Regions from separate parts of the Mus musculus genome. Here regions 1 and 2 are each linked to region 3. A link is a loop called in an ENCODE intact Hi-C map of the cell type or tissue named here. Cell type or tissue: left cerebral cortex. All regions are shown on one strand.

Region 1 (8,000 bases), 73 kb before region 3:
CATGGAACACATTTGTATTCATGATGTTCAGCTGGGCACTCACATTTGGTGGTATGTAACGGAAGGTGACAGCTTGGCGAGCTGGAGCCCTACTGTTCTGAGGACTAATCAGGAATGGTCTTGGTTTGGTCTGTCTCTTATAGACCCACAGGGAAGCTCATCAACAAAACACACTGCGAGTCTTATGCACAGTACACTAATAGCTATTACAGATACATGATTATTCTTGGCCCTCTCTTGCTGCTAACTGGGTAGCAGCCATTCCCTGTTTGCTTCGAAGACTTGAAAGTAAAAGCCATCCAATAATTAAAAGTTAAAAGCAAAGTTGGGATGGTGATTTGTTTTTTATTCCCCACCCAACTTGGAAGAATTTGCCTTTGGAGAACCAACCAAACCAAATCAAAGCTGATTCAATCCACTGGAGACATCATCTGGTTTGCATAGTTGTCTGGCTGAGTTACACCACAGCTGTTCACAGTGACATGGTTCATTAAACAAGAAAGTCTTCATCAGACCCTCCCCCCTGCACTGTGTTTTATCAGATCCTACTCCACACACCACCAGAGAGTCGCTGCCTTACACAGTGTGCGAAGCTACCCCTGGCCAGTGGGGCAATCAGAGGATTATTTTTATGCGATGTTCTATTGGCTAGACCTTGTAGGTTGGCTGCATCAATTAAAAGCCACTACATTTTCTCTGATAGAAATTACTGCCATCAGACATCACACTAGACAGTGAGTTTCCTGTGGGAAGGGACCATATCACTTCATCTTTATACACTAAAGATGCTAAAGCCAAGTGCCTGGCATTTGGAAAGCACAAGACAGAAGTCTAGTGAATCAAGTAGGAAATGACAGTAGCTCTCCTCATGGTCTCCCAAGTGCAGTATATAGAAGTCAGGAAGTGCCCTGATTGCAATGAACATTTGGTGTCTCAAGTTATATCTCCTTCCTTTCTGGTTTTTTAATTTTCCACTCGACTGGGTCAAACTGCTCAAATCTGCATGAAAGCAGACAGGATTCACAAAATCTCCTCAGGCCCCCCAAAGGTTCAACAACACCAATTAGGCTTCCTTCAGACTCAGAGACCCCACTGGGTGGCGGGGCATCAGTGCCAGGCTTCCTTAAGAATCCCATGGTCCAAAGAAACTACCAGAAAATGAGCTGCTAAGAAGTGCCAGTGACCTTGAAGTTTCTCTCCTGGCAAGAAGCAGTGATTCGACTTAGAAAGCATAGTAATGAGTGGCTGAGGCACACCTGGAAGGTTCGTCAGCTTACCTGTCATAGACCAACTCAAAGCCGAGCATATGTCATAATCACCAAGAGGATGTAATCAAACTCAGATGACGGAGTCTGCATCCTTAAAAACTGCCAGGTGATGCTGCTCTTATGGGTGCCCCTTTTTGGAAAGCACTGGTTTAGACTGTCCAATGTCTCAATTGGAGTTTGGAATCTACCAGAGCTTATAATTTGAAGCAAGTTACTTCAACTCTTCCAGACTCATGATGCCAAGTGCCAAACCAAATCGCCAAGAGTGTCTTTCCTACCAGGTCAAAGAATATAGCTGCTTAGTAAAATGCTGACAGGTGAAGGGGCTTGATGAAAGCTAAACATTAGGGAGGGAATGTGGTCTGATGGAAAAACTCTGTGACAGAACAGCTGGATAGCATTACAGTCTTAGTGCCGCCACTACTAACTTTCTACGTGACCTCTGGATTCATGCCCTCCTTAGTAAGATGAGGACATTTGGCAGTTTATAATGGATTGAGCTGACCCTGTTCTTGACTGTATTATATACCACCATGTATGAGAACTGCTTCCGTAAATATTTGTACCACACCTCAGAGTTTCCACTGCTACACCCCAGGTGAATAACTTTACTCTACCTTGAAAACAACCCACACTAGGATTTTCTTGTGTAGCTCCCGATGCTACACTACTCATATCATCTAAGGGACACATTTCCTTGGCAACTCAATGTGGAATCTTTCTAGCTTCATAAAATCCTAATGTAGGCTAGAGAGATAGCTGTATGTATAAGGGGTTTGCCTTACAAGTGTGAGGACTTAAGTTTGGATTCCTAAAACCCACAAACCTCCCCCCAGAAACAATGATGTGTGTGTGTGTGTGTTTAATTCCATATTCTTACAACAGGATAGCAGGGAGAGACAGGAGATACCCAAAGTAGGGGGAATAGCTACCCTGCCATATTTTAGTGAAAAAAGTGAAACATTTTTAAACATGGTAGAAGGTGAAGACCAACAGGTGAGGAAGAGAAAGAAAGAGGGTGGAGGAGGAGGAAGAGAGAAGGGGAAGGGAGGGAGAAGAGAGAGGGGTTGAGAAGAGGAAAAAGGGAAAGAGAGGGAGGAGAGAATGGGGGAGGACAGGGAGGAAGGGGTGGGAGGTTAACAAGATTGTCCTCTTGTTACCATGGCCATTTCCACCTGCCTCCCAATGCTATTCTTTGTTCTTTTGTGGTCACATTCGTCACGATGCCCTAGAAAGCTGGGAATCATCAGCTGTCCACTGAGGATAAGTCTTACTGTGTTCATAAATACACAGGAGGATAAGGAGGGGAGAGAACCATGTTCTGGGAGTGGGGCGGCTGGGGAAACTAGTTTCTAAATTCATTTCCACAACCCATTCTTGGGCAGGCAAACCTCAGAACAAAGTCTGAAGGGCAAATTCTACACCTAAGATTCACAGTGCTTTCCTCCTGCTGTTTCCTTTAGCCTCACTGCATCCCCTCCACCCCCAAGTATCCCCTACCAGCCCCACACAAACTTCCAGGCAGCAGCAGCTGGGTTACTTCACCTGTTGATACTGAGATGTTGTTTGTTTTTTTTTTATTTTTTTTGTTTTTGTTTGTTTGTTTGTTTTTTACCAAATGCTGATGAAATTTCCCCATCAGGAAATTTAAGTCAAGGTGATATTAATCTACTTCTGGTGTGGAGACTGGATCTTCTTGACACTCTTAACCATCCTACCAGTCACGAACCATCCTAGTGCCATGAGCCAAGACTTCATGGTCCTTTGGAATGCAACCTGCAAGCTGGAAAGCCCTTAATTAGTTTCTTGGGAGGCTGGAGTCATCCCTTCCAGCTGCTTGGCTTACATGGGGCAGGACCTGATGGAAAAGGTGGCAACCAAGGAGACTTGGATAAATAGGGTGCTGCTTCAGACTTTGTGGTGCTTTAAATAAAAATGACCCCCAAAGGCCATAGAGAGTGTCACTATTGGGAGTTATGGCCTCATTGGAGGAAGTGTGTCATTAGGGGGTGGGCTTTGAGGTCTCAGATGCTCAATTCATGCTCAGTGTAGCTGTCACTTCTTGCTCCCTGTGGATCCAGAGGTAGAACTCTCAGTTACCCCTCCAGCACCATGTCTGCCCTCATGGTGCAATGCTTCCTGCAATGATGATAAGAGACTAAACCTGTGAACTGTAAGCCAGACCCAATGAAATGTTTTCCTTTATAAGAGTTGCCTTGGTCATGGTGTCTCTTCACAGCAATGAAAATCAAAATAAGACACCCTCCCACCCCCCAGTATGAGGTATCTTAAACTAGGCACCTTGTTCCATTATCGAAGGTTCTGAGATGCAAGCTGTGTTAAAGGTGAAGACCATCCCACTTGGGTTAACAGGGATTCCTGTCTCATTTTCTTGGTTGGCAGTATGAGTTTTCTGAGTGTTTCAGACCTGTGCTCACTTTCAACTTTCCTGATCAGCCTATAGTAGCTATCCCCACTTTTCAGGGTTAGAAATTGCGTCTTAGAGAAGCCAAAATGGTTGCCCAATGTTACACATGAGACACCAAAGCCTTGTTCAGTCACAGGTCTTAGACAATGAATCCCACGACCCTGTGCTTCTCAAGATATGCAGGTGTCATGGAGGCTCCAGTGGAGAAAATCCTCTTTCCTGTCAAAACATCCACTACTTCATGCTGTGGAGTATGGCTCATTTGTAATTCTGCTTCCCATAAGGAGGTACTGAGAGTCACAGACCATATCTTCATGGAGGTTGTAGGCACACTTCTTGACACATGACCTAGCATATACCTAACTCTCCTTTTAAAGGACAAAAAACTGTTTGTGCATAAATAATGCATATGTGTGTGTAGACACATGTATGTGCACGCAAAGGCCAAAAGATGGCATTGGGGATTTCCCTTGATTGATTTCCATTTTATTTATTGAAGCAGGGCCTCATCTTGAACCTGGAACTTGCCAATTCGAACTAGTCTAGCCAGCTAACTTGCCCTGAGAATTGCTTGTCTTTTCCTTCCCAGTGCTAAGATTACAAGTGACCCAATGCCTGCTTGCCTTTTACCAGTGTTCTGGGATCTGAACTCCAGCCCTCATGCTCGTGTGGGAAGTCACAGACACTGAGCCATCCCACTTGTGAAATGTGTTAATGAAATGAACCGGTGGGTAGGTTCCACTCATCCTAGAAGTCTATATGAGTATCTCACGCCCTCAGGCCTCTCTGCTGAGAGAGCTAAAATCAGACTCAGGAAAAAAAAAAAATGAGCTGCAAGTTACCCAAGAGAAGAAAGGAGGTGGCAGTAAAATAAAGAAAAGGACAAACCGGCAAAGCCTACGGGAGGGGCAAAGCAATACACAACACGATTAACAATTGCTTCCCTTAGACACCAGGTTCCCCTGAAGTCTCTTACACATATAAACACATTTCATCTTTAGAACCACTCACTGCATGGTTAGGAAATGTGGGGCAGAGATGCCTAAGCAGAAGCACTGGGATTTGAATCCAGGACACAAGAGTGCCAGAGCTGGGGATCTCTAACTGTCTACATTTGCTGCCTCCTAGGAAAAGACTTGAGCTGTATGCCCAGGTGCCCCATGAACACAGCAGCCCAGAATTTAGAGAGAGGGGATATTCCCCAGGGTCAGACAGCTCCTTTGACTCCAGCCTGCAAGGCCCCCAACTCGGGCTGTGCGGAGAAGTGCCACAAAGGCGGCAGCTGGAGATTAAATTCTGAGTAATTAACATGTTTATCCATCATAGCAGAATCATTCCCTGGAGAATTCAAGTGTCATTTCACTGTGTCTTTAACTCATGGATGCTTTTACTGTCTTGCCAACAAATACTAGTGAGGAAAAGGGTTGGCAGCTACTTGACAGAGAAGGAAACACAGCTTCTGCCCAAACCAGTATATGTGGCTGACTAGATGATGTCTATGATACCAAGATAGGCACACATGGGCAATTTGGGTCAGTTCTCATAACTCTGAGACTCAGAGCAATATGTCTACAGTGCACAGACCAAAATCAAGATAGTAAGGGTCAGGGTTCTTAGAGGCAAGCTGTGAGTCTCAGACAAGGCAGCCCTGAAGATATCATTTTAACAAGGCATGTCCTTTCCTATACTTATAAAGTGAGGGTAACATCTTCAACCCAGAGGCCCCTCAAAGCTAATCCAAAAGTAGCAAGCTGAGTGTAGGATCCAAAGGAACACTTTTAGTGATCATAGGAACGATCACTCAAGCAGGAAGCCAGGGGTAGGGTGAGGCAAAGCAGGTTCTTTCTGATGTGGGTCAAGTCCCATCAAAAGTCCTCCAGGAAGTGGTACAGATCACTAAGCAGGGTGGTTCTCCAGCCACCAAAGCAAGAAGGTCGCTTCTGGTGGTAAACATTGGCCATCATGCCATCATGGCCCTTGTCTCACATAGACAGCTGTATAATGGACATGAGCTGTAAAAAGCCCTCTGTGGGGACTGCATGGGGACCATATTTGGATTCCCCTGAGATTAGCCATAGAGTACAGGTGGGGTGGTGGGATCAAGTGGTGGTAAGTCAAGGTTCGTGTAACTAGGAAAGCAAGTGGCACTGGTGGTGGTTTTGGCAGTGATGACAAGAGTGACTGTTACCGGCCTCAGGAACATAAAGGAAGGTCTAGAGGCATATTGGGGATAGTTGGAATTCTGAATGCCATTATTCCCCAGTATCTATGCCCTGTCCCCTAAACTTGCTACCTGGAATTCTAGGGGTCCACTTGCCTCCCGACTGAGCCCTGAATATGGCTTGGAAAAAGGCCAAAGCTGACAAATGGCATTCAGTAGGTTGGAACATTAGGCGGGAAGGGACAAGGGTTGTTGGGCCACTGCCTCTTCAAACCCTCAGGTGAGGGTCTAACCACTTCAAAGTTAGAAGCCAGTTCTTACATAAAGCAATGAGAATAGCATTTATAGTAGCATGATTGCATGTTCTTGTCATCCCAGCACAGAGATAGGAGGATCCCTGGACTAGCTAAACTGGGGAGGCCTAGGTCCAAGTGAGACACCTTGTCTCAAAATCCAAGTAGATATTGAAGAATAAGAGCTCAGATTGATGCTTGGGTTCTACATGCCCACTCATCCTCATACATGCATCTGTACCTGAACACACACACATATACACATAAACACATATACTCATACACATATATACACATACACAAACACATACATACACATAGATATGCAAACACACAAACACACACACTCACACATATCACAAATACACACAAACACACATATACACACATACACAAACACATTTATACACATACATACATACACACACATACACACACTCACACATATACACTAACACATACACTCACACACATATACACAAACACACACATATATACACACATGCACACATATACACAAATGCATACACTCACACATAGACACACACACATATACACACATACAGAGATATACACAAACACACACATACATTCACACATGCACAAACATACATACACACACACACACACACACACACACACACACACACAGGGTAGGGAGGCATAAGACAGCAACTCACACCAACCTTTCAACTTCTTAGTGATGAGAGATTCAAGGAAACAGGAGGGACTCAAGCCCAAACCTGCACAGCCATTAAAAGTTCAGCCATCTGCAATCTACCCTTTTCCTCCAAAATCCTTGGCTGTCCATCTGCCATGCCATGTGGGTGCTTTCTCACCTGGGACTAACAATCCGTGACTTTTGGTCCTTGGGATTCATATACCCATCTGAGCTCCTGGAGGTAGGGAAGTGGCCCTAAGAAACTCAGGTTTTACATTCCATGTGAGTGTGTATTGTGTCTCCCAGTAGACTAAAGCCATTTGGTCAATATCTGTAGATTTTTAGCTTATTATAAACACAGTTATGTCTTTAAACCCAGGGGACACATCCTACAACCCCTAGCAGATGCCTGGAGACATAGAAACCCTACCAACTCTCTGTGTATATTCCTGCACTGCATGCCTAAGATAAAATGTAATTTATGCATGAGACAAGTAAGAAATTAATAGCCATAACAAAAAATAAAATAGGACAATTATAGGAATGCACTGTAATAAATGTGATTTAAAACATGAGATGTTGATTTCTGGAAATTTCCATTTAACACTGAAGGTCCATAGTTGAGTGAGAAAAGTGAAGCTGTATGCATCAGGGGAACCATATCACATCCAAAAACCACATTAGTTCCTGCAGCCCATGAGAGCGGAGGCTCTGTCTGTCACTGATCCCTAGCTCTATCCTAGACTCTGTCATAAAATACGTATACTGCTAAAAAAAAAAAAAAAATACTGCCGACAAAGACCATGCAAATGCATTTACATGACCCCTTCCCCACAAAGTGTGACCATGATGTTGCAATCCCCTTTTCTCATTTTGGACAGAGTAAGCCTGTAACAGCATGCAAATGAGAATAATCAAATGAATGGGCAAGAAAAAAAGGAGACCCCCAATGCAGTGTCCAGACCATTACCCATATGCCCACTGCCTCCTCATGTGGCTGTCATTTGCCTGCCTGATGCACCCCATCAACTCGCAGTTTGGGCTTTCTGTGTTGCCACTGCCATTGGTATAATCTGAGGGGCTGGTCCCCTTGACCAGCAGAGGACATCTGAGGAAGGTCTATATCCCTGGAGCCCTGTTAACTTAAGAGTCACAGAACCCAACTATACCAAGGAGACTTGCACAGGAG
Region 2 (8,000 bases), 220 kb after region 3:
CCGCCCGGCCCGCCTGGCGTGCGCCACGCGTGTGCGCTGCGCCCGGGCCCGGGGTCTCCCGCCCGTCCCCGCACAGCTCTCTCGGGTGATGAGGCGACAGCTCCTTAGGATCGGAGAATCCGCGCCCTCCCGACCGGGCGTGCCCGCGCCACCCTTCCTCCCCGGGGCTGCGCTCCGCTCCTGGATCGCCGCCTCCTGTGCTCGCGGGGCCGCGGCAGGTTGGTTGCGGCGGTCTGCCCTGCCTCCGCGGCCAGCTAGCCGATGCTCTGCGGGACCCCTTCGGGCCGGGTCTCTGTGACCCTGAGCTTCCTCGGCCTCCGCTCGCTTCTTCCTCCTTGCCTCCTCGGGCTCCTCCTCGTCCCCGTTCTCGCAGCCCGAGCCTCTTCGGCGCGCGCCCCGCGCGCCCCGCAGCCGCCAGCAGTGGCAGCTGCAGCAACTGGAGCGGGCGCGGGCTCAAACAGCCCGAAGCGGGAGGGGAGGAGGCTTACCGGGCTAACTCGCCTCGGCTTGGGGCTGTGTAGGGGCAGCAGGTCATTTGGCAGTGGTGGGGCATGCGGCCCCCCATCTTCCAGGATGTAGAGTATAGCGCCACCAGCCTAGAGGTAGGACTTTGCAGGTGTTGCGCCCCTCTAGGCTCAGCAGGGTACCAGAAGGGGAAACCACCAGGTGTCTGGGGTAGGCCGGTTTTCCCAAAGGGGCCCCTAATAGGGAGAGGAGTGGCTGGTTGTCAGCTAGATTCAGTGGACTTATTGCCCCTAGATTCTAAGGCTTGGAGACTAAGGAAGACCCTAGCCAGTACAGTACACCTGCTGACAGAGAGTTCACTCTTTCGTTTCCAAGATGCCACGTTGTGAGTTGCTGATGAACAACTGGGGCATCTGGAAGTCTGTTGGTAGTCTGTGACCTCTGACAGCTGCAGGTGGGTTTGTTGGTTGTTGTTGTTTGTTTGTTTGTTGTTTCCTTATTAAGCAAAGATGACAGCAGCCTGGTGGTTGGTGTGGAACAAACTGGGTAGAAAAGGAGGTTTCTTAAAGGGCTGCTTCCTAGTTCTTTAGACTCGTGTGGGAAGGGCAAATGGATGACGGGTACTCTGCATTCAGGCTTGCCTTTCTACATTTCTGGTCTCCCGTTTCTCCCCTTTAAAGGGAAGGAGTCCAGGATTGTTCAGCAGCCCCTGTCCCCCGCCCCACCCCCAGTCCCCCTATCGTTGCACACAGAAACTTCCTCCCTCTGGACACTTCTCCAGGCTGGCAGCTGGACCACAACTTTTTCCTGTGCTAATTAAAACCAAGATGATCACTCTCCCCTCACTGCCCACAGTGATTTCCCCAAAGTTTCCAGCTCATTAGTTATAGTCTAATTGGAATTCTCAGGTTCCTTTCAAGACTCTTCATATGGTAAACTGGCCCAAAGGAGCCTCCTTACCTGAACAAGCTGTCTCGACCTAAATCATTGGTCAGCCACACCCTGGCCCTAGGATACAGAGGGCCAAAGAAGGCCAAGCCTGGCAGACACTGAAAATATGTGAGTCTCAAATTGGTTGGTACATTCCTTGGGCTCAGTATACATATCCATTAGAAAAGACTTAAGGTCAAAATCACCTCCCCCATAAAATAGTACACAACAGAAGGCCAGCAAAATGGCTCTGCTGGTAAAGGTACTTGTCTCCAAACCTGACCCCCTGCGCCTGATCCCTGAAATTCACAGAGTCAAAGGAATAAGCTAACTCCTGTTAACCATTCTCTCATGTCCATGTGCATGCTATGGGGCACACTCACATTTACACACACAGAAAGGGGGGTGCTAAAGAAGAGAGCAATAAATGGTGTTTTCTAGAAGCAGAAATTGCCTCAGTCTCCCCTTCAGCATCATCCATCCTTCTGCACTCAGAGGGCTGCAACACAATCCCCATGCATTCAATGGCCCTGGCGCTTTTCCAACATCCTGGGGTAGTTGAACTTTGAAAGGCTGGGGAGAGGTGCAAGAGGCTGCGGTACTGAGATTCCTTTATTGGCCTTCTCACCAGCTGGGTCTGTGCCTTGACACAAGCCTGAGGGACTTTCCTTAAGTCCAAGAATTAACATTTAAAACTCATAACATTCATAGCATAAGTCAGCAAAGGACAGGTACTGTCCTGCCCCACCATGGGTCATCGAGCCTTCAGAATGTATTCCCATAGGAGCAAAACTTGAACCTTTGCAGCCAGTGGTACCCTCTAGGTTCTTCCTACCTAATATCTACAACCTAGATCCCCCTGAAAACTATTATCATGATGACTTAACAAGATGCTAGTGGCTGCTGTGCCTTCTGTCCTCTCACATTTGAAGTCCCCACACCATTACCATTATCATCATCATCATTTAAAGGGCTCCAGAAGTCCCATAAGACACCTACTCCAGCCACCACTCTGTCTGCTCTCGCACCACCCCTAACTTTGCTGACTGAAGCTTTCAGCATCTCCAGTGTTGTCCAAAACCATGACTTGATCAGAATTCATCAGAGACCTTCAGGGTCAATATTATTGCCTGTTCCTGTGTGAACTCAGGGTACTCAGGATATAGGCACAGAATGAGAGTATTCCCAACTACCAGAAGTAGATATCATCAGGCCTTTGCCCATCTCTGACCAGCCTTTTAAGAAGAGGCTCTCCCCCTAGACACAGAGGAACCTCACATTCAAAAGGAACCTTGGACATCACAGGCTTGTGCTGTTCATTCCGAGAGCTACAACAAAAACAGAAACCAGAGGCAAGAGAGAGAACTTGGTGAGAAAAATGCTTGAGTTCAGATCTCTAGCACCCACATAAAATCAAGGCATAGTGATATGCTCTGATGCTGGGAGGTAGAAAGAAATACAGATACCAGGGGAGTTTCAGGATGAATAGCAAAGCCAAAAAACAAAACAAAACAAACAAACAAACAAACAAACAAAATTAAACCAGGAGGGGTAAGCTCCAAATTGAGCCTTCCTCAATTAAGGTAGAAAGCTGACTAAGTAAAACATCTGGCATCAACCTATGCCCTCCAAGCACTGTGCATTAGACCCACACACCACAACACACACACACACACACACACACACACACCACACACACACACTCCATAAACTGGACAAACTGGGACCAGATCAGATCTTCTGGCCCCGGGTTTTGCTCATAGAGTGCAATCCGTGGGAAGAGCAGCAATTAGGGGCCCCTGCCTCCACTTTACTGCTCTGTACACCCACACAGCCCCTCAGAAAGACAGTTGGAGCAGGACCACACAGCTGCAGGAATCTCTGAGCTCTTCTGTCTGTAGCCTTTATCCCAGAGGGCCACATACCAGGCTGTGGCCAAGCTCCAGAGGAACAGAACCCATCCAGCTTGCACAGGATCTGTCACCCATGCCTACTGATTGTCTTTTTACTCTTTCATTAGCCTGGAAAATGGGAAGATCTAGAAGTATCTACAAATAACCCCAGAGCATCATCTCTACCTTCTGTAGGCGTGTCTACAGATTGGGTATCTAGAAGGATTGTACAAGAAATAAAAGCAGGAGAAATAAAAGTAGAAACTTATAGTGAGGCCATTCATTTGCCTGTAAATACATTTAATAGCTTCCCAGACTCTTCAGCAAATGCACATGTGTCTATGGTCACCTTCAGAGCAAGCCTGGGTTTTCAAATCTGTTACCTATTCTAAGCTGGGTATTCCCCCATGGGACTTAAAAGAAGTACATGAGAGGAAGACCACAAGCACACAAACTAAAAAAACAAAAATGAAGTCCAGGGAGACTGAAAGGCTGTCTACGCAGATGTCAGCAGTGTCACAGTGTCACTGAGCTTCACCTTTCTCCAGCCCCAGCCTGGACCTAATGAACCCTGAGACTCACATTACAAAAAGGAATTACGAATCTGTTGGGAGATTCAGTAATGCCTCCCTAAGTGATGTGGCGTCCTCTGGTGGCGTCTTCTGGTAGACCACTACTTGGTGACTATTCAAAGGGAGGCTGACTCATTCAGTTGAGACCTGAAAATCCTGAAGAACATTTCACAGTCAAACAAACAATGTAAGCACGGGAAAGGGAACGATGGGTTTGGGTGATAGTCGTTAGAGGACACATGCTGACTACAGTTAATAATGGTTAGTAAACTTGAGAAGGGACACCAAGGGTTCTGACCACAGATGCATACAAGAAAAAGGTAATATCTAATCAGCTTGAGTTCACCAGCTATTCATCCCACAAAAAATAAATATTTCAAATAATGCTGTGCAATATACATACATACAATTTTTGTCTGTTTAAATGTTAAAGCTGGAGAGATGCCCCGGCGGCTCAGGGCATGTGTGGCTCCTAAAAGACCCTACTTTGTTTCCCAGCACCCACATAATGGCTCACAACCATCTGGAACTCTAGTTCTGAGAAATCCGGTGCCCTCTGCTAATCTCTTAAGGCATCAACCACTCATGTGGTTCACATATAGGCATGCAGATAAAACGCTCGCCCATAAAATGAATAAATTAAATGCTTTAAGTAAAAGTAAAGAGAAATATCATATCCAAGATGATATCAACTTTTCACTTATGAATTCTGTACCATATAAAGTGTTGGTATGAAGGTAGATGGCCCAGTTCATGTTCTTTCCACAACACAATCTAATGCTCCATCTTGGCTATGACTGTCATTAGTATCTCCACACTTCCTTAAATTATCATGATGTGAAAAGCTGGAGAGAGTTGGCAACATGAGATTGGCGCTCAGAACTAATGTGCACATTTAAAAAAAATAACTGGGCATGAGGCTCACTTAAAATCTTAGATCTGGACAGTCTGGAGCAGGCAGATCCCTAGGAGTCACTGACCAGTCAGACTAACCACTAGATGAGTGACAGGGAAAAAGAAAACTCTCAGAGAAAAGTGGGATGGTGTCTGAGGAAGGACACTTGAGGTTGCCCTCTGGCCTGTGCAAGTGTGGTCACCAAACATATGTGTACACATACACACATGCACACAAGCACATATACAAATAAACACACATACTATCGACAAGCATATGTGTGCCCATACACACATGCAGACACACATACACAATTACCATGGTGCACTGCTGCCTTCTCACCTCCTTATAATTTATTTGTGGTAGAAGATGGGAAAGTAGCTACTCCACCTCCTTACAGCTTCAAGAAAAGGAGGCTGAGTTCTCCATCGAGCTACTTGACATGCCAAGAGTCCTCTATCTCTGGAACAATTTCTGATTTATGACAAAGGAGGAGAAGCACAGTGGCCCAACTCTCAAAACTATATCCAAGGGCCTTTGGGTTTCCAAATGTTCGTTGGGTGGAAAGAGACTAAGAAAGCAGATCTGAGTAGGTTAGGTTTTCTTTTCATAACTAATTAATATTTGCTTTGTATTTATTTCTGTTTAAATGATTAATTCAGGCTTATTACAAAAAAAATCAGACTACAGAATCTTCATAAGAGGATATTGAATCTCCCTAGAATCCCACCACCCACAGATCATCTAACCACTTTTAGACTTTTTTTAGACTTTTCCTGTGGGTCTGAACATAAAACATTCACGCTACTTTCCTTTAACATCAAACTATAAGGATTTTCTCTGTCATTAAAGAGCTTGGGAGACAGCAAGAAGGACAACTGAGTGGCAGACCAGCAGATGGCATACTACTGACATGTGGCTTATCCTAAAAAATTGATATAAAAGTAAGCTCTAAAACTGTGTGCAAATCTCTCACAGTAGCTGAGAGATGTCAGAAGGCCTCCATTGATATTCTTACATCCTGGCCTCAGTAGATGTCTAGCTGAGACCAGCTGGCCAGAGGGTCCTTTCCTGCCCCTTACTACATCACAGACCTCAGATCAGCCCATGCCTAGCAAAGAACTTGAGTCAGGGCATGAGAGTCTCAAAGTAATTGCCCCCTTTTCTAACACATCAAAACTATTGCCTTAGCCAGGCACAGTGGTGCACACCCTTAATCCCAGCTTTCAGGAGGCATTCAGGAGGTAGAGATAGCCAGATCTCTGAGTTCCAGACAAGCCTGGTCTAGGCAAGAACTGGTGAGTTCCAGGGTAACCAGGGCTACACAGAGAAACCCTGTCTCGGGGAGAGAAACCATGGCCTTTGGAGAAAAGTGGCATGCTCTTGCAGGTCCTCAGCCATAGACCCTTCTGCAGTCCAGATGGAAGCTAGCAGGAACATACACTCTCCTTTGTCCAAGATGGTACCAATATTTAGGGTCATGGTTGATAGAGTCAACTCAGAGATCACGCCCTGACTGGAAGGCACCTTTCACTTCCATTTTGCTGGACTGCCAGAAGACAATTCTGCTCATCTCTCTGTCCCTGTCGACTCTGCTAGGATTGTCTCAAGCAGACTACCAGTGTCTTGAGTCCTTCCTGAGAGAGGCTTCTCGAACCAGAGAGTCTGCTTTCTTCTATGGTGCTGAGAGAAAACAAAAAGGAAGAGTCTCTCTGTGCTTCCTGTGTGTTTCAGGCTTCCAGACCAAAGCACTGGCTACTCTTTTTATTTCCTTCAGGGTTCCTAGTTTAATCTGTGCAGAAGCTCTGCTTCCAGAGCTGGGGAGTCCAGCACTCAATTCCTTGTCCTGAATAAATAAGGACTTTGGCACACGAGACAGCATATAGATGGGGCAGAGGACTTACTCCTGCCCCTCAGATGAGAATGGTGTTGAGAGCAAACTTCCTGCTTAGAAACACTCATGGGAATAAGAATCCATGAAGTCAAACATGTCAGTGGTGGCCCGGGATGGGCTTCCTGGCTTCTGATTCTGATTTGTGCATGCTGCACCGTGTTTTGTGATGACACAGTCTAAGGTAGTTCAGAGGATAAAGTGCCTGCAGCGCAAGCATGGGACATGAGCAAGTTCAGATCCCTTGCATCTACCTAGAAAACCATATGTACTTGCCTGTAATCTCAGTGCTGGAGAAGCTGAAAGAAGATCCATGGGACTCACTGGCCAGCTTGTCTAGGCAAACTCTTGAATGCCAAGTTCACAGAGATACCCTATCTTAAAAAATAAGGTGGCCTGCAATGCAGGAAGACACTAAATGTCAGCCTCTGTTCATATTCTTGCACACATACACACATGCACATTCACCTGCAAACACACATCTACACACACACACATCTGTAACAGCTAACAGCTCCCTTTCTTGGAAGTCTATCCCATCTTTGGCTTCAGTATCCCCACAGTTACCAAACAATCTATTTTCCAAAATGAAGTACAATTCTAATGGCTCAAAAAGATTATGAGCCATGATATTTTATGAGGGGTGAGCTTGTTTGTATGAAACCAAGAAACACAGCTTTGCTCACATCTTTCTAAAACAAACCAACCAAAATTTCAATTTAGCAGCGCCCTGGGAGATTCAAGAGAATGAGCCATAAAAGGGAAACACAGCGATAAACTGGTCTCTGAGTTCAAGAGGGAAGTTCATCAAATATATTCATGCAAGGAGCTGGCCATGTTTCCACAGAATGCTGTGAACGTCTCAGAATGTATTCAACCTAAAGCAAAGATTGTTCCCTGTGCACAGGAATCTTAGAGGTGGTCTCACCTTTGCCCCAGATTTGCAACCTTAAGTCTAGCATTGGTGGCATTTTCCAGGGCATACGGTGTGGTTATCTTACAAATCTAAAGGACAGCTAAAGATAGAGGTGACACAGTCAATTATCTAGACATTCTCGAGAAAGCCCACACATGAGAGAGAGAGACAGAAAGACAGAGAAACAGAGACACAGACAGAGACACAAAGATAGAGACAGAGAGAGAGGTAGAGACAAAGACAGAGATAGAGACAGAGACAGAGAGACAAAGACAGACAGAGACATAGAGAAACAGAGAGACAAAAAGACAGAGAGAAACAAAGATGGAGAGATATGAACTCTGCCTATTCCAGGAGCTAAAGCCTTGACTTTTGGCAATATCTATAGAGAATGTCATCAGCTTTTTCTCTCTGGGGACCCGTTTGAACACAAGCATTA
Region 3 (8,000 bases):
CAAAGTCTGTTCAATTCCACCCCCAAGGCTGGTGTCCAGTCTAAGAATCTCATAGAGGTAGAGAATTCAGTCCCTACTTTGAGATCAGGGCATAGATGACAGCCTAAGGAAGTTCAAAGACAGTTAATTAGTACCCTCAGTTCTTTTGAAAATTATTAAAGAGTCCAGAATTAGAAATTCAGATTTCCTCCAGACTCCGGAGAACAAACACCTCTCCTCTAAATGGCTTAATGTGTCTGTTTAATGTACACAAAATTATCTTGCAGGAAGTGGGGGCTGTTTCTCCTGTCACTTCACATTTCCAGACTATACTACCTTTGGCAAAAGGAGGAGGAATCCAAGTCTGGGAAAATTAAATTCCACAGCAGAAATTATTAGGACCAGAGGCTGTAGCAGACACAAACCTAGATGAAAGAGAAATAAATTCTTACCCCCCACCCCCCACTCCAGTTCCACCTTCATCTCTCCATCTTAGTCCAGGGCGAAAGAAAAAGAAGCTTTTATAAATTTTTGAGTGTCTTGCTGAGTTTTGTCTACAAGGTCTATTCAATAGTATAGCCATGAGCCTCAGTGTGCAGCTCCCTTCAGGCCAGGGGACTATGGAAACTGGCTTCCTGTGCTCAAACTCTCAGGGGGAAAAACCTGAGAAGGTGAACTGACAAAGAGTAATGCTTCATCACTGAGGACCAGGGAAGGACAAGCCTTCCTCCCAAGAATGTGGACATCCTTTGCTTAGGATCATGTTAATTAAATTGGAAACACTTGAAATAGTCCACTGAGGGCGTGTGGCAGTTGTTTTTCTTCAGCTCATCTAGGAAGTTAACTCGAAGCTTCATTTGGGAAACGACTGCAATCTGAATGTCATGGATCACCCACAGCGTTGGGTACCCTCACATAACTTTGGGAGGTAGCCTGCGTAGGGTTTCATTTTTTGTTTGGTAGCCCCCTGAGTCTGCTACCTTACTCCACATTAACGGATCCTCACTCCTTCCTGCCTCTGGCAGTCATTCTTTTAAGTAAACATGCCACTTATGAAACATTCATACATGCAAAGATAGAGAAGTTCCTGTCTCTGAAACAGAAAAAAAAAAATGACCTTCAAAAACTACCCAGGTGGTAGAGAGGGACATCTGTCATCTGGGGTCTCCTAAAGCAAAGGCTGGTGGAAGGACATCCCTTCAAATCATTGTAGGTGAGTGGGACTGTCACACTTCACCCAGAGTCATAGTGAGCATCCCTTAGAGAAGGCTGACTCCATGAAGATGGCTCAGTAAGGGGATCTAGCACAGATTCCCACAAGCACATGTTTTGAATACATGGTCCTCATCTAGGATGCTGCTTTGGGAAGTTGTAGAACTTCAGGAGTTGAAGCCTCGTGGGAAGAAGTGGATCCTTGTGGGGCTTAGCCTTATGGGTTATAACCTAGCCCCTTCTGGCCCACACTCTCTGTTTCTCCATCCATTTGAGCTGGGAACAGCCAGCCTCATGCACTGGCTGCCACAGCTGTGAGGAGCCACCGACTTCCCTAGGCTTTTCCTGCTACAGTAGACAAATTCTGGTTTCTGAAACCTTTAAGTCACTTCTTTCTAGGGATTTTATTATAGCAATAAATAAATAAATAAATAAATAAATAAATAAATAAATAAATATTAAATAAATAATATCTAATGCAGGCTCCAAGGCTGAAACATCTATAAAGAAACCAACTCCTTGGAAGGTATAGGTCCTTCTCCTGTGGCATCCTCCCCCCCCCCCCGCCCCCGTCAACCCCATGGCCACTCCCTTCTAGAGAGATGATCCCCTTCTTTGTATGTTTGTGGCTATGTGGAAGAGATTCAGACAGGGAAAAGATCAAAGGAGGTGAGTGAAAAGCAGTGACGCCCCCCCCCCCCCAGGCCTGTAAGCCATGAGAAGAAGACTTGAGACCATTCACTAACCTTCATGGAAGGCCAGGAAGAGACTTCCCAGATCTACCTACATCCTCCCAATGGGACCAACAGCCAAGAAAAAGACGAGCGTGCAGCTCTCCCAGCGCTGAGCACAGGGTCAAGTGCCTTCCATGTCTAAGGAAGGCGAGTTCCCATGAGCCTTTCTGGCTGTAAGTAAGTAGGGGGATGCTGGAGCCCAGAGCCTGGGGAGCCTGAGAAGGAACAGACTGCTCTAAAACACCTGACACTTATCATTTTACCCATGGAGACTCTGAGGTCCTGACTTGCTCAAGGTCACTCAAGAAGGTTACTGCAGAGGCGGGATTAGGACGTGGCTTTATGTTCACCATTAGTTCTTTTAACAGGAGAGTTTTGTACCTGTGTGGATTGATCTCAAACTGGGCCTGGAGTTCCGGGGAGGGAGGGGGGAGGGGGGCGCGCACACACACACACACACACACACACACACACACACACACTGGAGCAAGCAGGGAAATATGCTTTTGTGGAGGCTAGAGGACAGGCTCAAGTGTCATCTCTCAGGCACACTTTGTTTCTTGTTTTGTTTAGGATGGAGCCGCCCAGAGCAGGGATTATTAAGTATGTACCATGGCACATGGCTTTTCTATGTTGGTCCCAGAGCTTACATTGGGGTCACTGTCGTTATGAGGCAAGCGCTTGACCAAGCGATCTGCCTCTGCAGATCGGCAATCTAAACCTTCTGGAAAACTCTGAGGTGGCTAAGAAACTAAGTTACCCAGATCATAAAATCATGGTAGCTTCCCTAACAGCTACTTAAAGCGTCAGCTTTCCTTTTGCCAGGGGTTGTCCTCTAGGCAGGGACAGAAACCCAGATAGATCGTTCTCTGCGTGTCCAGTCCGTAAAACCAGTTCAGCATAGACTCTTCAATAAATCCATCACACCCAGACCTTTCTCCAGAAGCTCGGAGGATGGTCAAGATGGCTCTCTGGGGTCTTCCAAACTCCATGCAGAGACAGACAGATCTCTGGGCTCCTTAGTCATCAGTTCTAGACTACTTGATGAACTCTGGGCCCCTGAGAGGGAGACACCATCTCAAACAAAACAAAGTTCACAGGCCAACAGATCTAGCAGGGTTTGAGGACAGCCAGAAACCAGGCAACTGTTGTCCTTTGAAATACCCTCTTTCTGTGACCTGGCCTCTGTTTCATGGCATTATTGTTGTAAGTGCAGACAACTATGGCGATTGTTTTTTTTTTTGTTTGTTTGTTTGGTTGGTTTTTTTTTTTTCTCCTTCCTGGTGAGCTATCCTCTACTTTCCTTAGGAAAGTTGCTCTAGCCATAGTCACAAAATATGTGGGGTGGGGGACATTAAACAGGAAAAGAGAGGGCTGACACAATGGGCAAGAAGAGAGTTTCTTGAACCTCTCAGCTCGTCTACTGGATCCTGGACTTCTATGCCTGTGGAAGAGCCGGTGTGACTAGTCCATTTACTGTCTGGATTAACCATCTCTTCTAAACAAGAAAGGCCCAGTGGTATGCTTGCCTAGGGCGGAGGCACATAGATGGAAGGATCCTTGGAAGTCCCAGGTTAAATGAAAACCCATGTCCCCGCAGTTTTACACACTGTGACCCAAGCTACCACCCAGAGATTGCTGGCTTCATCTTCCCGGGCTGTCCATATCAGCACATGGCTAATTTCATTAACTGAAATTAACTAGATGGGCAAAACAGAGCCCTGCTGCGTAAGAGGCTTGGGTGCATTTAATTAAGTTTATGAGTGTTCTGATTCCTCAAGACAGACAGGCAAGAAACAACTGCCAAGCCTTCTTTCTCTCTCTACCCAAACTTGAAAGAACAATTCTTATAATAAAAAACATTCTGAGGCCAAATGGTAGCTTCTGGGTGGTATCATTTCCCTAAAATTGTCTTTTCTGGAAGATGCCTTTTTCTGGAACCTGACTCTCTAAATGGGGCTCCTAGTCCTCCAGATTGGAGTGTTTAGGGCCCACAGGCACGAGTCCGTCTGCCTCCTCCTAAACATAGCCTCGCAAACTAAACTCGGAAGCATCAGCTTGCATGTGGTCCCTAGTGTGAGCGACTTCATCGCCACCGTCGTCTCTATTTTTGAGTCTCTCTACTAAACTTTCTCGCAGCTGGAATGGAGGTTCTAAAGGCAGTCACAGCCCACTAAGAGATTTTTTTTTTTTCCTCACAAGTAGCCACATCTAAACCTCTGAGGGCTCGAGAAGCAAGGAGGAGAATCACTGCATGCCCTGACTGAAAAGCTCCGAACCGCCTATTCCATTCTAAGCCTCCAGGGGGCACCAACTCTTACTGGTCTGGAAGGAAGGAAAAGAGGCAGGAGGGCAGTAAGGCAGAAGGCCGCTTATATGTTAGTCATATAAACATATTTATGCACCCCTTGGGATCCAGCAGCAGGGACTCGCAGGATGTGAGACTAGAATTAGAAATGCTGAGGTCCCAGGTCTGCTCGAGGGACTCCCCACAGCATCCAAGCATCCCGTTTTTTTCAGTTTGCATCTGTTGTCCTGTGCAGAGTTTCTGTAAGAAACAAGAGGTATCTGGTGCCTGTAATGGGGGCTCATTTCCAATAGTTGTCCAGAGGACATGCCTCACATGCATACTTTTACACATTCATGTACATACTATGTTCACCCATATCTTCTGCAAAGTGCCACACCTTTCCATGTCTTTTCAATGGGTCTGTGGCCACCAAAATGGCTGTTACACACACTTCACATATGGTGCTGTTGACATGCCCACTGAAATCAGCCACATACTCTGTCAGGCTCACTCTGTCTCGAGGGAAAACTGGGCATGGAGACCATACTGAATGCATTTGACCCTCTTTCCTTGAGACTTATCTGTTATCCTGGTAAAGGTTTTCCTGTGACACACATGCCCACAAGGACAGCTCCAGGGAGCTGAGTACAACCCCACCTCTGGCCCTTGCACAGCTCAGGGAGGCTAGATATGAAGTGAGAATTTCCTGGCCAGCTTGACAACGATGAGTCAGGCTGGCACGAGCCAGTCCAGTCTCAGGAAGACCAGACCCTGGATGGACCTGAATGAAGGGTGTGCACAGGACAAACACTGACTGACTAGACCCACACTAGACCCACATGAGGGATGGCTAGCTATACCCAGAACTGCCCAGCAGCCTTGCTCAGTGTTTAGAGAACTCTCTCTCTCTCTGTCTCTCTGTCTCTCTGTATCTCTCTCTCTCTCTCTCTCTCTCTCTCTCTCTCTCTCTCTCTCTCTCTCTCTCTCTCTCCCTCTCTCTCTCTCTCTCTCTCTCTCTCTCTCTCTCTGTGGAAAAAAATTTTGTTTTACCCTCTCCCCTCCCCTCCCTGCCTTCATGGCTCTCCGTGACAGCCACTATAACATTGTGCCTGGGCTGACAGGTAACACAAACCATGGGAGCCAATGTTTATTGAGCACTAGCCACACAAGAGGCAGTTTTCTGGCATGCATTCAAGAACTTATCACCACAACAGGAAGACCCAGAGTCTGGCATTCTCCCCACCAGCAAGATGAAGAAATTGTGGCTTCAGAAGATGAAGCTATTGGCCCAGAATGAAAGCCCCGAGGAGAGGTTAGACAGGGATGGTAGCCTGGCTGCAGCTTCAGCCACAACACACACAGAGGCCCTCTGTATTCCAAGGACCATACCGCAGCAGCTCCTTGCCAGGAATACAGAATATTTGTTGTTACAGAGTGTTCCATCTCACCTCCTGGTATGTTCTGATGACCTAGCCAGTGATTCAAGCTGCTGAAAAGAGGTCCCAGTCAGACCCTTCTTGAAGGACAGAACTCCTAGCTTGCAGCCCAACAGAGGTTAAACAGGGCGGGAAGGGACATTCCATTATAATATACCAATAAATATATGGGAACTAGTTCCAGAGAGGTGGTCAGGCAAATGGTTGAGATAAAAGCAAAAGTAGGTACTACCCCTATCCAGGCCCCATTCTCTTGGACATCCAAAGGCATAGGAGTTACCATACCATGAACAATGTTTGGGGACACTGTGGTGTTCAGCATGAAACTCTTGGGCCAGAAGGATCTTTCTTTCTCCAGAGCTGTCTGATTTCTAAGTCTGTCCTTCCTTTTCCCATCTGCTCTGGGAAGGCCAGAGGAGCCATCCTGCCAGCTAGTAAAATTAGCAGCTGGGCTTTTTTACGGGGCACACTGGGGAGCTGGGTACACTGAGTACCAGTTTACAGGCCAGCAGCCAGGGTGGGCTGAGACCCCGCCTTATAGACAGACCTGAATCAGGATGGTCCTCACACAAGGATTCAGTGAGAGGGAAGGACAGTGCTGTGGATCTGTGGATGTCGGGGATGAAGGGCCTTGGGTAGCAGACTGCAGGAGGGTAGCCATGAGAGAAAGTGCAAGGGGTGACTTTGCTATGATGATCTCAGAAGCAGACTGTGTCCAGCCCCTAGGCTGAACCTGCTAAAAGAACAAACAACAGAGAACTTGCTAGCAGCCTGGGGCCACTCAGCCCAGCTTCTATCGCTTCCTAGTCTCTACTTAAGACTCAATTGAGCTTACGGAAGCAATATAGGTGCATTGTTCAGAGACTGCAAAAATATTACATCCTATCTATTACCTTGTGCAGTGGGCAGCTTAGAAAATTCTTTGGGAAGAATTTCACCAGTTTCAAGGGAGGGTGGCAAACTTTTTTACCATGGGACCAGACAGTAACTGTTTTTAGGCTGGTGAGAGTTTGGGACTCTATGGATGCTCCTTGTATCCTTACTGTACTGTGTTACAAAAGTAGCCACAGCTGCAATATAAATGAACTTGCATGGCTTTTATGACAATTAAATTTTGAGGGCAATGAAATTTGAATTTTGTATACTTTCCATGTGTTACAAAATATTTTGTTTTAGATTTTTCTAAAGTAATTTGAAAATACGAAAAACGATCTTTTGCTCCTAAGCCATACCAACAGAGCAGTGAACCACTCTGGCCCACATGCATCAGATGGTTGGGTAGGTTCAGCGGCGTCACTCCTGTGCTATGGGAAAAGGATTCCATAGGGAAATAAGGACTGAAGCTGCCCTGGCCAGTGAAACGGTTCCGTGGGTAAAGGGGCTTGCCACCAAGTCTGACCACCCGTGTTCAATCCCAGGGACCCAAATGGTAACAGAAAGTAGAAAACTAACTCTAACAAGTTGTTTGTTGACTTTATTGTGTGACGTGCCCTGCCCCCAGAATATTATATGTGAATAAATATATCTTTTTAAATTAAAAAAAAAAAAGGACTAGAAGTTTGTGTGAGTACAGAAGCTTTTTACGCTCCTGCTCCAGATGCCTCTGTAAGCATCCATAGGCTGGCATGCATGGGCAATCCCCACGATCAGCTAGGAAATGAAGTCTGTTCAAGTTCCCAGAGGATCATTTTTATCCCAAAGCATCTCTTGCATTCAATGGCACTTAATTAAAGCAGTGAGGATTCAGCTTGGCCAATTGTTGGTAGTTATGTCAGAAGACAGTTGTGAGCATCTCTAGCAACAGGCAGCTCGCAACCTGAGGTAGGAGCCTGATCAGTGCAACCGCTCCTGTGACATACTCTTCCATCTGAATAAATGGTACTGGGTCACAAATAACAAGTGTCATAACTCTGGTGCCTCTTCTATCAAAGTCAAAACAGTTACTTAACCATATAAAAATATAACATATCATCTATGATTTCCTGACTAACACCAACATACTCACACAGGATAAAATAAAGAGGCATAATTTAAATCCTATTGGTGAATTACTATGTGAGTCGTTTGACTCAACCCCCCTCCCTTAAGGGTGTTCATGCCAATAAAACCTGTTGGCTTCCAATGGGACAGAAGAGAAGCAGCAATACATCACTACCCATAATACAACTGCCAAAGATTCCTATTCTTTCTGCTCTATAGAGTAACTGTTGATGCTGCGACAGTTTTATGTAGCATTGCCCAAAATATGAAAGGATAAAGAATGGATGTGGGGAAGAGGGAAGAAAATGGACATGTGTGCTGTGTGCAAATTTGCTACCGTGTTTCACTGATAAGGGCTATGATACACAC

The links. Hi-C counts contacts between places; a loop is a spot of excess contacts. Peaks named below come from ENCODE experiments on the same cell type or tissue, not always from the same donor. Only the 100,000 strongest peaks of a DNase experiment are listed, where the experiment ranks them.
Region 1: it touches region 3 in a loop (5-fold over the local background); 2 of 42 quality-filtered maps call a loop at or near these places.
Region 2: a loop joins it to region 3, with 6 times the contacts of the local background. A loop is called at or near these places in 21 of 42 quality-filtered maps.

Annotation. Positions count from the first base shown.
Region 1 is chr14:23,714,423-23,722,422 of GRCm38, forward strand. All of the region lies in intron 2 of Kcnma1 (potassium large conductance calcium-activated channel, subfamily M, alpha member 1), which reads right to left. Among named protein-coding and RNA genes, the nearest start is that of Gm51422, 68 kb to the left of the region's middle. In left cerebral cortex, no CTCF peak of the experiment used is centred here; DNase peaks (open chromatin) are centred at 4,459 and 5,067; H3K27ac peaks cover 852 bases.
Region 2 is chr14:24,004,536-24,012,535 of GRCm38, forward strand. 4930519K11Rik (RIKEN cDNA 4930519K11 gene) reads left to right here and starts at 456. Exons shown (of 3, transcript NR_131107.1): 1 at 456-602; 2 at 760-919; 3 at 1,146-1,302. Gm46444 (a long non-coding RNA gene) reads right to left here. Exons shown (of 6, transcript XR_001781186.2): 6 at 6,519-7,041. It also overlaps a transcript of Kcnma1 not described here. In left cerebral cortex, CTCF peaks have their summits at 589, 1,219, 3,944 (motif pointing left) and 5,629 (motif pointing right); DNase peaks (open chromatin) are centred at 182, 422, 546, 3,934 and 1 more place; H3K4me3 peaks cover 1,139 bases; H3K27ac peaks cover 995 bases.
Region 3 is chr14:23,787,377-23,795,376 of GRCm38, forward strand. All of the region lies in intron 2 of Kcnma1 (potassium large conductance calcium-activated channel, subfamily M, alpha member 1), which reads right to left. Among named protein-coding and RNA genes, the nearest start is that of Gm51422, 140 kb to the left of the region's middle. In left cerebral cortex, a CTCF peak has its summit at 4,219 (motif pointing right); DNase peaks (open chromatin) are centred at 741, 3,995, 4,174 and 4,666; H3K27ac peaks cover 4,420 bases.